Regions from separate parts of the Homo sapiens genome. Here region 1 is linked to region 2. Evidence: chromatin loops called from intact Hi-C (ENCODE). Cell type or tissue: Calu3. All regions are shown on one strand.

Region 1 (5,000 bases), 49 kb after region 2:
AGTTTCCTGTTCTCCACATCCTTTCCAATACCTGTTATCTTTTGTCTTTTTGGTAGTATTTGTACTAACAGGTATGAGGTGATATCTCATTGTGGTTTTGATTTGCATTTCTCTGCTGATTAGTGAGGTTAATGTACCTAGTGGACACTTTTATATATCTTCTTTGGAAAAATGTTTACTCAGATCCTATGCCCATTTAAAAAATCAGATTATTTGAGATTTTTTACTGTTGAGTTGTATGAGTTCTTTATACTTTTTATATATTAACTTACCGGATACATGGTGTGCAAATGTTTTCCCCATTCTTCAGGTTGCCTTTTCTTTTTCTTTATCTTTTTTCTTTTTGGCCATGCAAAAACTTTTTCAGTTGATGTATTCCGTTTATTTTTACTTTCATTGCCTGTGCTAAGACAATATCAAGAATCTTTTTCCATAAGACTTTTTCTTGGAGTTTTACAGTTTCAGGTCTTACATTTGTCTTATGCCATTTTGAATTGACTTTTGTGTATAGTATAAGAAAAGTGTTTATTTTCTCCCCCCACCCCCTGACACCCCCGTGACTATCCAGATTTCTGAACATCATTTATTGAAGAGACTATTCTTTACCCATTGTGTGATCTTAGTGCAGTTGCCAAAGATTAGTTGACCATATATGCATGGGTGATTTCTGATTTCTGAGCTCTCTATTCTGTTTCATCAGCGTATGTGTCTGTTTTTATGCCAGTACCAAACTCTTTTGATTACTGCAGCTTTGTAATACTATTTGAAATCAGAAATGTCATGTCCCTAGGTTTGTTCTTATTTCTCAAGATTGCTTTTGTGGTTCCACATGAATTTTAGGATATTTTTTCCATTTCTGTGAAGAATGTCATAGGAATTTCGATAAGGATTGTGTTGAATCTGTAGATTGCATTGGGCAGTTTGGACATTTTAACAATATTCATTCTTCTAATTCAAGAACATATATCTTTCCTTTCATTTGTATCTTTTTACATTTCTTTCATCAATGCTTACAATTTTTGGTGTACAGATCTTTCACTTCCCTGGCTAAATTTATTCCTGGGTACTTTTTTCTTCCTGATGCTATTGTAAATGGGATTGCTTTTTAAATGGCTTTTTCAGGTAGTTCATTGTTACTGTATAAAAACACAACTGATTTTTTGTGTGTTGATTTTGTATCCTGCCACGTAACTGTGCTGCACCCATCAACTCGTCATTTAAATTAGGTATTTCTCCAAATGCTATCCCTCCCCCAGCCCCCGACCTGTCGACAGGCCCTGGTATGTGATGTTCCCCTCCCTGTGTCCATGTGTTCTCATTATTCAACTCCCAATTATGAGTGAGAGCATGTGGTGTTTGCTTTTCTCTTCTTATGTTACTTTGTTGAGACTGATGGTTTCCAGTTTCATCCATGTCCCTATAAAGGACATGAACTCATCCTTTTTTATGGCTGCATTGTATTCCATGGTGTGAAATCATGTTCTCATCTGTATGACACAGATGTTAATATTGTCCTTATGAAATTATTGTGAGAATAAATAATATAGTATATATGAAACACTTTAACATGTATGATTATAAAGTAGTTGCACATGCAATCGTAAGCTAACTAGAAAAAAAAGTATTAATTTTCTCTTATCTACTGCATTCTCTAAGAAAGCTTTAACTATTCAAATGTGTATTTTTTTAATCTCAAAAATTTATTTTGCAAGTTCAGATGTTTCTGCATCTCATGTTCGTAAAGAAGCATATTCTAAATTTCTTTTCAGAATCCTAAATTAAGAATTCTCTAACCTCAAATTACATTAACAATATTGCACAATATACTAATAAACAGGCAGAAAGTGACTGTGTTCTCAAATCTCCTACTTACAAATAAAAATGATAGAATGTTTATTCATAACTAATGAAAACTAACCTGGTATAGGTATACAAAATTAAAAAGTAGATACTGGGAATATTTAAAACTTTAACATTGTATTTTTATTAAAATACCGCCCTAAAATTATTTCAGGATTTTGTTTCATTTGCATAAAGCCAACTTAAAATGCCTCAATAGTTATCTGATAACTATTTCAGTTTATGACAATGAAGTATCAGAATTAGTCTGAATTTTTTAAAAAGTGAGTCAATAAATTCATATTTCCTAAGTTCCAACTATGATAAGCTGCAAATAACATTTTAATAATACGTTAAATTAGAAATTTAGACTGAGACCCTAAATTTTGACATTCCAATTACTGACTAACATATAAAATTATCAAAAATTAAATATCCAAAACCACTTTGGTGACAGTCAGTCCCCTCTCTCAGAGCTAGGGTATAAATGTTGGTGATTCAGAGACAGATTTACAAAGGTGCTCTTTGTATTCTGGGAGTTTACCTTTTCTTCCAGGGGAGAAAAGTAAAGGGGTGCTTTCTACTCCATCCAGCCTAATAAGATGGGTTTTAACAGCATCTGTCAGAGACCTAGATGTGACTCCTCTGCAGCTGGGAGCAGGCCACACTGGTGAGCAGCTTCGGTTGGAAAAAATCTAAGGTGATTTCTGGCTCACATTTTATAATACAAATCGGGGAGAATGAATTCAAAGAGTGCGTATGTATATGCATTTTTCTTTTTTAATATTATTTAGATGTGCCATTTTTAATGAACCTACTTTTAATTTCAGTGTGATACTTGAAAAATGATACTTTATTTTACTTTGGAGTAATTATAAAAGCGGGGAGGAGGAGCCAAGATGGCCGAATAGGAACAGCTCAGGTCTACAGCTCCCAGCGTGAGTGACGCAGAAGATAAGTGATTTCTGCATTTCCATCTGAGGTACCGGGTTCATCTCACTAGGGAGTGCCAGAGAGTGGGTGCAGGTCAGTGGGTGCACACACCGTGAGCAAGCCCAAGCAGGGCGAGGCATTGCCTCACTCGGGAAGCACAAGGGGTCAGGGAGTTCCCTTTCCTAGTCAAAGAAAGGGGTTACAGACGGCACCTGGAAAATCGGGTCACTCCCACCTGAATACTGCGCTTTTCCAACGGGCTTAAAAAACGGCGCACCAGGAGGTTACATCCCGCGCCTGGCTCGGAGGGTCCTACACCCACAGAGTCTCGCTGATTGCTAGCACAGCAGTCTGAGATCAAACTGCAAGGCGGCAGCAAGGCTGGGGGAGGGGTGCCCGCCATTGCCCAGGCTTGCTTAGGTAAACAAAGCAGCTGGGAAGCGCGAACTGGGTGGAGCCCACCACAGCTCAAGGAAGCCTGCCTGCCTCTGTAGGCTCCACCTCTGGGGGCAGGGCACAGACAAACAAAAAGACAGCAGTAACCTCTGCAGACTTAAATGTCCCTGTCTGACAGCTTCGAAGAGAGCAGTGGTTTTCCCAGCACGCAGCTTAAGATCTGAGAACGGGCAGACTGCCTCCTCAAGTGGGTCGCTGACCCCTGACCCGAGCAGCCTAACTGGGAGGCACCCCCCAGCAGGGGCACACTGACACCTCACACGGCAGGGTACTCCAACAGACCTGCAGCTGAGGGTCCTCTCTGTTAGAAGGAAAACGAACAAACAGAAAGGACATCCACACCAAAAACCCATCTGTACATTACCACCATCAAAGACCAAAAGTAGATAAAACCATAAAGATGGGGAAAAAACAGAGCAGAAAAACTGGAAACTCTAAAAAGCAGAGCGCCTCTCCTCCTCCAAAGGAACGCAGTTCCTCACCAGCAATGGAACAAAGCTGGACAGAGAATGACTTTGACGAGCTGAGAGAAGAAGGCTTCAGATGATCAAATTACTCTGAGCTACGGGAGGACATTCAAACCAAAGGCAAAGAAGTTGAAAACTTTGAAAAAATTTAGAAGAATGTATAACTAGAATAACCAATACAGAGAAGTGCTTAAAGGAGCTCATGGAGCTGAAAACCAAGGCTTAATAACTACCTGAAGAATGCAGAAGCCTCAGGAGCCGGTGCCATCAACTGGAAGAAAGGGTATCAGCAATGGAAGATGAAATGAATGAAATGAAGCGAGAAGGGAAGTTTAGAGAAAAAAGAATAAAAAGAAATGAGCAAAGCCTCCAAGAAATATGGGACTATGTGAAAAGACCAAATCTACGTCTGATTGGTGTACCTGAAAGTGACGGGGAGAATGGAACCAAGTTGGAAAACACTCTGCAGGATATTATCCAGGAGAACTTCCCCAATCTAGCAAGGTAGGCCAACATTCAGATTCAGGAAATACAGAGAACGCCACAAAGATACTCCTCGAGAAGAGCAACTCCAAGACACCTAATTATCAGATTCACCAAAGTTGAAATGAAGGAAAAAATGTTAAGGGCATCCAGAGAGAAAGGTGGGGTTACCCTCAAAGGGAAGCCCATCAGACTAACAGCAGATCTTTCGGCAGAAACTCTACAAGCCAGAAGAGAGTGGGGGCCAATATTCAACATTCTTAAAGAAAAGAATTTTCAACCCAGAATTTCATATCCAGCCAAACTAAGCTTCATAAGTGAAGGAGAAATAAAGTACTTTACAGACAAGCAAATGCTGAGAGATTTTGTCACCACCAGGTCTGCCCTAAAAAAGCTCCTGAAGGAAGCGCTAAACATGGAAAGGAACAACTGGTACCAGCCACTGCAAAATCATGCCAAAATGTAAAGACAATCGAGACTAGGAAGAAACTGCATCAACTAACGAGCAAAATAACCAGCTAACATCATAATGACAGGATCAAATTCACACATAACAATATTAACTTTAAATGTCAGTGGACTAAATGCTCCAATTAAAAGACACAGACTAGCAAATTGGATAAAGAGTCAAGACCCATCAGTGTGCTGTATTCAGGAAACCCATCTCACGTGCAGAGTCACACATAGGCTCAAAATAAAAGGATGGAGGAAGTTCTAGCAAGCAAATGGAAAACAAAAAATGGCAGGGGTTGCAATCCTAGTCTCTGATAAAACAGACTTTAAACCAACAAAGATCAAAAGAGACAAAGAAGGCCATTACAT
Region 2 (5,000 bases):
CACAGCTCAATGAGAGTGAAGTTCTATCCTAGGCGAGTAACTACACTCAGTTCCCAGTCAGGGGCTACAGTATCTCCCTGGGAGAAGCAAGTTACCAGTATTTCATATAAATTCCTCTCCCCAGCCCCCTGCAGCTTGGCTTTGCAAAGCTAAATTTCAGGTGAGTAAGGCTGATATTGGGGTCTCTCTTCATTTTCCCAGCCCTCACTCATAGGTGGAAGTTTGATGCCAGGAATGGTAGGCAGGGAATACTGTGGCCTCAATCACCTACACCCTAGCAAACTCACAAGGTTCCCAAACTCACAAGGTTCCACACCAGGAAAGGGAAGCCAAAACAACCAGAGTCTACTTTCCCTGTCCAGCACCCTGCTCATAAATGAGAAGCATCATGCCAGGAGAAGTGTGCCACTGGCCTTGCCCACTGCTCCGGATCCCCAGTTCAGAGATTATACACAGGAAAGACAAACCATAGGAATGGGGAGATCCAAAAATCTCCCTCCCACCAACAAAATGACTTTATTCAGAACAGGGTATAGGAAAGTTTAGAACTAAAAGTCCTCTTGAATCAATGGAGATTCTGGTGGTTTGCAATGAAAAGAAGGCTAGTAGTGTAACTGAGTCCCCAGATTTTTCTAAGAGATAGTTTATTTTCCTCTTTCTTCTTTCTTTTCTCTTTCATCCTTTTTTCCACTCCCACTTAGCTCTTTAGAAATGCAATTATAGCCTTCTACTTCCTTTTCACCAGACACTCTCTACAGGGCAAGTTCATCTGACTATGTGTTTAGAAGTTCCAGCGCTAAACTCTTACACACCAGGAGGTTGCCTTGAGAGATAGTCAATTTACAGCCCAAAGTTACCTGCTAGAGAGTTCTTTGGCTGCCTTTACAGTGTATCTCTGCCCATGAAGCCACCAACCCAACTGCTTGGTAAATAAGGCACTAAAGCAAGTATGCAGGCTCCACACCTGCTCACTTCTGCCTCTGTGTAGTCCCCCCACTTTAAAAGTGCCCACATTCTGCTTCAAAAACAAAGCAGTATCCTTAAGGCAGAAAGCCTCTACTTCTTCCCCTAAGCAAGCTTTGAATGAAAAAGTCACTTTCTTTATACCAGACCTTGCTCTTGTTAATTGGACTCTGCAATTGGTGAGGTACTGAACCTGTGCTTTGGTTGCATGAGAAGAAGAAAAACTATACATCAGCTAGTTTACCAAAGAGAAGCAGGAAAATGAATGGCTAAGAAGGTCTTCGTGGGGTCAGAACAAACCTCAAAACTGGCCTTGTTAACAGTGGGTAGCTTATCAACCATGAGTGGGCAGGAGAGGGCCTCCCCTCCATCCCCCCATATCCCCCCACCCCCCACCACCAGGAATGTCAGATGACCATCAGGTGATGGGCAGGTGGTTGTTACACTGTTTCTCTAAAATAATAATGGGTCGTAGCTGGTGCCAGGAAACAGCAGTCCTCCAACAGAAAAAACCCAAGACTGGTGATCAGAAACTTCCTGTTAAGATCTCAGGAGTTGGGCGAGTGGGCTCAAGCATGCATATTAAGAGGCAAAATGGCAGAGTTTACCTGGTGTATGACCTTCTAGGAACACTCGACTGGTAAGGGAAGAATACCCCAAGCATGCATACCTACAACTCCAGTAAACACACTGTGTGTGCAGCCCCTCCCAAGTGCCAGCAGGCCACTGCGCATGCAGATGGCCCACCCTAAGGGAAGAATCAGGGGAGAAGTAATGCAAGACCCCAGAAGCATGCTGGCATATAGAACCCCAAGTCAAAAGGTCAAACCATGCACTTAATCTCTCAAGTTGCCCTCTTGGCCCTCTTCCAATTGTACTTTACTTCCTTTCATTCCTGCTCTTGTAACTGCCCAAGGGGTTTACCTAGCCTGCCTTCTGGACAGAGCTGATTCATCAAGATAAGGGAATTGCAATAGAGTAATTCACACAGAGGCGGCTGTACAGGAGACTGGAGTTTTATTATTACTCAAATCAGTCTCCCTGAGCATTCCGGGAGCAGAGTTTTTAAGGATAACTTGGTGTGTGGGGGTAAGCCAGTGAGCCAGGAGTGCTGATTGGTCAGGACGAAATCACAGGGAGTCAAAGCTGTCTTCCTGAGCTGAATCAGTTCCTGGCTTGAGAGGCCACAAGATCAAATGAGCCAGTTCATTGATCTGGGTGGCGTGGCGCCAGCTGATCCATCAAGTGCAGGCTCTGCAAAATATTTCAAGCACTAATCGTAGCAGCAGTTTAGGGAGGCTCAGAATCTTGTGGCCTCCCGCTACATGACTGCTAAACTGTAATTTTTAATCTTGTGGCTATTGTTAATCTAGTCTCCAGGCAAGGAGGAGGTCTGCTTTGTGAAAGGGCTGTTACTATCTTTGTTTAAACTATAAATTACAAACTAAGTTTCTTCCAAAATTAGTTCAGCCTATACCCAGGAATGAACAAGGACAGCGTGGAAGTTGGAAGCAAGATGGAGTCGGTTAAGTTGGATCTCTTTCACTATCTCAGTCATAATTTTGCAAAGGTACTTTCACTCTAAAGCTTTTTAATAAGCTTTCACCTTGGCTCTAAAACTTGCCTTGGTCTCTCTCTCTTTCCCTCAGTCTAATTCTTTCTGAGGAGGTAAGAATTGAGGTTGCTGCAGACCCATATGGATTCACCACCACTAACAGCTTCAAAATCTTTCCCTACAAAATGACTCATATTTAACGGATCAGAATGTGGAGCAATTTTTACTTTAGGTTTTTGTTGAAGACAATAGAATGATCAGCTGATATTAGTGGGACCTAGCAGCAGGATGTGATACTAACAGAAGTCTGAGCAGAGCAAGCAGGTAGACAGACAGTCAAAGAAAAGCCCTGTTAAAACCACAGTCATCCTAGGGTGACTGTATTCATGCCTAAGGCAGCACCTTCTTAGAAGTGACACCAGAAGCTTCACATTGTAGGGAAAATAGATTTCACTAAGTTATTTTGGCCAAGTTACTAAAAAAATAAGCAAGTTCATGTGAGGGGAAAAAATTTAGTACCCAGAGTTGCTACAACATATACTCTCAAATGTCTAGTTTTTAACAATAACAACAAAAATACGAGACCCGCAAGGGAGCAGGAGTATGACTCATACACAGGGGGAAATACCAGTAAAAAAAGGCCAAATGTTGAAGTAAACACTCAAAAACTTCAAAACACCAATGGTAAATATGTTCAAGAAAGGAAAGGGAATCATGCTTTACAAAAGTAAAGGAAGTTTTGGTTTTGAGGGTTTTTTTTCAAGATGGCAGATTGGAGGCAGTGTTAGCATGCCTCTCCCACTGGGACGCACAGAATAGTGGGTACAGATTCACACTGAGAAATTTTTCCCCTAGAACCACCACAGGAACATAGAAGGAAAACCAAAAGAATCCACAGACCCTCTGAAAGAAGCGACAGGCTACAGCCTCCTCCATGAGACAGGCAGAACACTGTACATTCCCAGAGTGTGAGAGGTGGAGAGTCTGCCTCCAAGCACACATCCCTATCAAGTAATCTGAAAATCCAGATCATGGTAGAAGGCCTTAACCCTACCCAGAGCTGGAGTGGATTCAGGAAGTGGTGTGAAATATACGAGTAGAAGCAGCAGCGGGAAGTGCATTGTAGGCATTTTCAGTGTCCAGAGTGAACGGAGGAAAGCCATTCCTGACTATGCCTCACAGGGGCCCTTGGGGAAGTCAGTCAATGAGTTCAGGGAGGGGTCACAGGGTGAAAGAAGCTCCCAGATGAATTTTGTGATATAATCTTGAGTGGGGACAAACTCCCTTGAACAAAACCAGGCGGATGAATGGGAAATGTGCTGCAGACACAAGCACAGAGCCGGGCACCTGGCCTCACAAGCAGACAGGGAGAGGCGTGGTCTGAGAGCCCTGATTGCTGTCTCTTCAGGGAAGTTTATGGCCTGGGCAGGTCTGAGTTCTGTGTGCAGACTGCCAGAATCTAAACTCATTGTTGTTGGTGGAGGACTGTGGGAGCAAGACCGGCCTCACCAACTGCATGGGAGCTGGATGAGGCTTACTGCTGCCTGCTACTCTCTACTCCTTTTGCTAACTTTTCTGTACAGCAGATACAGTTATATGTCCTTCTGGAACATTACCCCAGTGGCCTGAGAACCAGCCCCTATCTCCAACAGGAGCTGCACTCTGTCTTGCCCAAGGAGAATCTGAGTTCAGACCAACCTAAACCTGCCCCTACCTGGTGATATTTCTTCACCCACCCTGGTATCTTAACACAAAGGACATAAACTTTTGGGAGCTTTATGTTCTCACCCATTGCATGAGTAACCAGAATACTTCCCCTGGACAGCTTAGAGCAAGTTTAAAATCCCACTGCTACTACCACAACTGGTGCTCTCTTGAAAGCGCCACCTCCTGGCTGGAGGCCAACTGTATTGATTCATTCTTATGTTGCTATAAAGAACTGCCCAACACTGGGTGGTTTAATTAAATCACAGTTCTGCAGGGCTGGGGAGGCCTCAGGAAACTTACAATTAGGGCAGAAAGAGAAACCAACACATCCTTTTAACATGGTGGCAGGAAGGAGAAGAATGACTGCCCAACAAAGTGGGAAACTCCTTATAAAACCATCAGATCTCATGAGAATGCACTCACTATCACAAGAACAGGATGGGGGAAACTGCCCACATGATTCAATTATCTATACCTGGTCCCTCCGTGACACATGGGATTATGGGAACCACAATTCAAGATGAGATTTCCGTGGGGACACAGCCAAACCATATTATTTCACTCATGGCTCCTCCCAAATCTCATGTCCTCACATTTCAGAACACAATCATGCCCTTCCAACAGTCCCCCAAACTCTTAACTCATTTCAGCATTAACACAAAATTCCAAGTCCAAAGTCTCATCTGAGACAAAGTAAGTCCCTTCCATCTATGAGCCTGTAAAATCAAAAGCAAGTAAGTTACCTCCTAGATACAATGGGGGTACAGCCATTGGG

The links. A loop is a pair of places that touch in the nucleus more often than their neighbours do. Peaks named below come from ENCODE experiments on the same cell type or tissue, not always from the same donor. Only the 100,000 strongest peaks of a DNase experiment are listed, where the experiment ranks them.
Region 1: a loop joins it to region 2, with 2.4 times the contacts of the local background. A loop is called at or near these places in 1 of 110 quality-filtered maps.

The regions. Positions count from the first base shown.
Region 1 is chr3:89,744,891-89,749,890 of GRCh38, forward strand. No RefSeq gene overlaps it. Among named protein-coding and RNA genes, the nearest start is that of EPHA3, 640 kb to the left of the region's middle. In Calu3, no CTCF peak of the experiment used is centred here; a DNase peak (open chromatin) is centred at 2,871.
Region 2 is chr3:89,695,554-89,700,553 of GRCh38, forward strand. No RefSeq gene overlaps it. Among named protein-coding and RNA genes, the nearest start is that of EPHA3, 590 kb to the left of the region's middle. In Calu3, no CTCF peak of the experiment used is centred here; DNase peaks (open chromatin) are centred at 2,068 and 4,418.